Linked DNA regions of Mus musculus: region 1 is linked to region 2. A link is a loop called in an ENCODE intact Hi-C map of the cell type or tissue named here. Cell type or tissue: heart. All regions are shown on one strand.

Region 1 (2,500 bases), 240 kb after region 2:
CCACAGACAAAGGCTTCTCAGAGTTAGTCATAGAAGCTTCTTTCTGCAGAGACTGATGAATACAGAGACTCATGACTGCATGAGGTCCTGAGAATAAGGAAACTTTGATTGTTCCGTTCAAACTAGAACATGTATACCACCTTCCTTAAGGCCCAGGGCACACCATGAAAAGGAGAATCAGAAGGATGCAGTGCATAGAAGAGGCAGAGAAGGGCAAGAAATGCTGTCTTCTGGTTATCTCATGTAAATGAAATCATGAACTGACAACAACTGTGGTTGATGGCACTAGATCTGAAAAAAAAAGAAAGAAAGAAAACTGGGGGCTAGAGGGTTCACTCAGCAGTTAAAAGCTCTTATCACTTTTGCAGAGGACCAAGGTTTAGATTCTGAGCATCTAACTGGTGGCTTACAATTGTCTGTAACTCCAGTTCCAGGGATGCCCTATTCTGACCCCCAAACATATACACAGGCAAGATATGCTTAGAATAATAAAATAGTTAAAAACACTTGGGGCTGCTAATAGCCAGAAGTGAATAGTTCTGCTGACATATTGGATACTGATGGATTCAGGGGAAAAGAGTCATTATTCTCAGTTGTGTAGCCACTGGTGAAACCACCAAGCTTCACTGAATAGTTCCAAACTCATAGACATGGAGATGGTGCTGGCTAAACTCAACGGGCTCTCCAAAACTAAAGACACCAACATGGAAAAGGGACTTGTAGGGATGGAAGGGCCATGAACAAGGATGGAAGGGAGAGGAAATGTTATGTGTGTGTATATGGTGGAGAGGATAGTAAACAGGATGCGTTATGTGTGTGTGTGTGTGTGTGTGTGTATCCACACACACACACACACACACACACACACACATGAGAAGAAATTCTAAGCTACCTGATGGGTTTACCCATTATACACCCTTTCTGTTTCATGCTCCTCACGCCTTCCAGCCTCTGGTAAGCACCAGTAAGTGCCTCTCTTCTGTGTTTCACAAAACATCTTCCAGCTTCATTACTGCAGCAAAACTTTCATGGCTGAAGAATTTTGCCTCACACATGCGCGAATGCGCACAGGTATGTGTGTGAGTGCACATACGTGTGCGCGTGCACACGTGCAATACACTGTGAACCACACTTGCCTTATGTATAAACCTCAATGTACATTTTGTTTGCTTCCACTTCTGTGCTATTGTGAATAGAGTTCCAATGAGCATGAGAATATAGCTGTCTCTTTGACCTACAGACATACCTTCCTTTGGATATAAAAAGAGCTGTAGGAACTTTTAGATCATAAGGTAGTTCTATTTCTTTATCTTTCTTTGAGGGACGTCTATGCTCCTTTTCTACAGTGGCTGTGCTAATTTGCATTCCTACCTGCTGCAGATTAATTCTCCAAGTCCTCAGCTGTGTATATATCTCTGAGTTAGGATGGTATCCAATGACAACACATACTCAAAGAACAATTGCTCCCGTCAGGTAGTGAGTCTTTATGGTAATTTGATTTCCCTGCAGGATATATGAGGATAGACAGCTAAATGGTCAGGGCAAAAGAAGAACAATCATGAATAAATTGATGGGAAAAGCATCAAGTATAGGTCATAGGCTGGAGGCAGGCTGATGGTTCCTTTTTTTTTTTGTTGTTGTTGCTGTTTTTTGTTTACTTTTTTTTTTTTTGTCATCAGCACAGGGTTGGTTTTCTGATCCTCCACAGTATCACTCTGAATTTCCTTTTCAGCTTCCCTCTCTTTGCTGTCTTTTCTCTCTCCTTCAGCACATCTTTGTTGTAAAAGATAATGGGCTATACCATGACTTTTATGTGTGTATTGGCCTGTGGAGACCAAAGGACAAAATCAAATAGTATTCCTTAGATATAGCTCATCTTTCTTTTTAAGGCAGGACCATACTCTCTTGGAGCTTATCCATTACTTTAGGATAGCTGGCTAGCAAGTTATCTCTGTCCCAAGCCAGAACTGCAATTATAAATGCATATTGCCACACCTGACTTTCTTTTGGTAGGTTGTGTAGCTTAAACTCAGGTCTTCGTGCTTATGTGGCAAGCACTTTACCAGCTGAGCCATCCATCTCCCTTGTCCCCTCATTGGGACATTTTCAAACACATATAAAATGAATTTTGGTTCTAATCATGGCTCCATTACCCTCTTAGTTTTATTTACACATTTCTTACCTTTTTCCTTTCCCCCAAAGTCCTGCTCTTCCTTCCATTTTACTTCTGTTGTTTAAATCTAGATCACATCAATATGACCGTTGCCTAGTTCTTTAATGTCCTAAGCCAACCAAAAAGGTGACACTTGTGACAGTCTTGTAGTAGTGCTTTACAAATGAGATAATCATTCTTTGGGGTGAAAATGAAAGTCATCATATCCTATCTGAGATTCAGATACCAGCAAATGCTGCCTGTAGGTACAAGACTCAAATTAAACAAACAGGGAAAGATCTTTCAACTCTTTTATGCTACTTCTTTTTGAAAAGCTTCCATGTATAG
Region 2 (2,500 bases):
CAGTCTCCTCTGTGTAGATTGCTTTTTACATGCAGCTACTTCGAACAGTTTTAAATTTTTAATCATTCCAGAATTATTTTTAGGATGCATGGGAGATGGAAGGAGTTTAGTGCAATCAGAGTTCTCAGGTAGAATTACTCCCATGGGCCAGTCTGTCCTGGTCTCTTTTATAGTGGATGATTCTGACAAAGTCCCATCAAATGATTTTTCCTTTCAGCATCTAGGGTCTCCCGTGTGGCAGGTAAGCACTCTCCCAATAGACTCCATCTGCATCCTTTGATTTCTATGAGGCTCCCCACACTACAAGTCCTCTAAACTTTACTAAAACATTACACTTCTGTACTTCACATGGTCAGTCAGAGACGGGAGCGAGAGTATGGTTTTGATCACTTTGGAAGCTTCTGTCTAAATCAGTGCAAGGGGAATGAGTTTGAGATGTGTTATGCAAGGTAGGATTCTTTTTTGGAGATTCTCTGGCTAGTGTACAAGGAGGTCTAGAAATATCTGAGGAAACCTTTTTGGTAAACTTTTTTCATTGCACAGGTATACATGCTTGTGGTAATGGGGTCAACGGCTGTAACTTTCCAGGATTTACCAGAGGCCCTCAGTAAACTTTTAGAGCTATGTCTGATCTACCATTTCTCTAGGCTTGTCTGAAGTGGCCCTCTGAAGGCTGTGAGAAGAAGCCCTGGTCCTCTCTGTACTTTACCTTCTCTATTGGTCAGCACAGGTCCGAAAACCTCTTTCTAGTTTTCCTCTCCCTGTGTAGTCTTGGGTACATAACATATGCCCTGTAACTCTATTCTCTTTTTCAAAAAGATTAGCAGTAGCAACAGGATTTTATTTAATGTATTTTTTCCAGGCATTTCTTTAAACACTTATAGCTGATGCTCTCATTTCAATATTCTTAATAATTTTGTGAAAGAAACACTATTATTCCCTTTCTTTTATAAATAAATGAATATGCACAGAGAGACTGACTTACCTATCTATGATAATACAACTGTATGTTGTAGTTGAAATCCAAAGTCACATGGACTGCCTCTAAATATCAAACCTCACCCCCCTAAGAAAACAATCACTTATATTATTTCTATCACACTAACAACAATGGCAATATTATGGTTAGTGTACTATTTGAAGGCATGCACAGTATGGTTGAGCCTAAACACCAAGTAAATCATTTAACTGATGGGACCTTGTGATTCCTCACTTTACCAACAGAGGGCAGTAATGGTGTCCATGTCAAGGGGTTAAAAGATTTAAATGGAGGTCAGGAGAGGTGGCCCAGAGTACTTAACCAAGAGTACTGACTGCTCTTCCAGAGGTCTTGGGTTCAATTCCCAGCAACCACACGGTGGCTCACAACTATCTATAATGGGATCTGTTGCCCTCTTGTGGTGTCTCTGAAGAAAGCCACAGTGTACTCACATACATAAATAAATCTTTAAAAAAAAAAAAAAAAAAAAAACAACTTTTGCCGGGTGTGGTGGAGCACGCCTTTAATCCCAGCACTCGGGAGGCAGAGGCAGGCGGATTTCTGAGTTCGAGGCCAGCCTGGTCTACAAAGTGAGACCAGGACAGCCAGAGCTATAAAGAGAAACCCTGTCTCGAAAAACAAAAAAAAAAAAAAAAAAAAAAAAAAAAAAAAAAAAAAGAAAAAAAAGAAAAAAAAGATTTAAATGAACTGGGCTTGTGCTACAGGGTGGATTTATTTTTCTTTGATAAGACAAATATCGCTGATTATATTAATAATTTTTAAACTGTATATAGCTCCTATGATTAAGCACACTCTTGTGTTTACATAAATTTGGACTGTTTTGATTTTCTGTAGCTTGCTTAGTCCAGAATTTGGCTTAGTATAACTATTCATTCCTTACCTTCGTCCATTCCTACTCCTCCCCGACCAGCCTCCACAAGCTAAGAGAACACAGAGATTTCAGTCACTTATTTTGTATAGCTGGAGAGAAAGAGCATGAACATTCTGCCACAGTTTCTTCACCTAGGAAGGCAGAACGAGCAGATTACCCACCTAGTAGGTGTTTGTAAAGGATTTGACCTTCAAGAAGCTGCAGACTACCTCTCACCGTGTCAATTGCTCAGCACACAGTAGTGAGAGTTTTTATTTTATTGCCACTGTCCCTGGAAAGAACCTGCTTGCCTGGGTGCAGAGGAACAGGAGGCTGGCTCCAGCTCCAGATGGCTGCTCTCCTCTGTTCCCTGCTGCCAGCTCAGCAGTGTGTGCTTGGGAGAGACGGGACAATAGTCAGGGAGAGGAGGAGGGAGGTCTTCGAGAGCCCAAATGGCTTTTTGTTCCATAAAAAGCCTGGAATCAGGCTGCCATAGCGGCCTGGGTATTTTTGTGTCTTTGTAGCTTCTATTTCGAGTGTAAAGTTGGCGTGGGAGTGTTTTCCTTTATTTCAGGCCATAAGTAGTTGTTGAGCAACAGCTGTTTTAAAAGATAATCTTTGAGGTACTGAGATGTGGCTTGAAGAAACAT

The links. Hi-C counts contacts between places; a loop is a spot of excess contacts. Peaks named below come from ENCODE experiments on the same cell type or tissue, not always from the same donor. Only the 100,000 strongest peaks of a DNase experiment are listed, where the experiment ranks them.
Region 1: a loop joins it to region 2, with 2.1 times the contacts of the local background. A loop is called at or near these places in 2 of 42 quality-filtered maps.

What each region holds. Positions count from the first base shown.
Region 1 is chr2:85,523,538-85,526,037 of GRCm38, forward strand. No RefSeq gene overlaps it. Among named protein-coding and RNA genes, the nearest start is that of Fads2b, 5.9 kb to the left of the region's middle. In heart, no CTCF peak of the experiment used is centred here; no DNase peak of the experiment used is centred here.
Region 2 is chr2:85,282,585-85,285,084 of GRCm38, forward strand. No RefSeq gene overlaps it. Among named protein-coding and RNA genes, the nearest start is that of Olfr987, 48 kb to the right of the region's middle. In heart, a CTCF peak has its summit at 1,260 (motif pointing right); a DNase peak (open chromatin) is centred at 2,337; H3K4me3 peaks cover 282 bases; H3K27ac peaks cover 531 bases.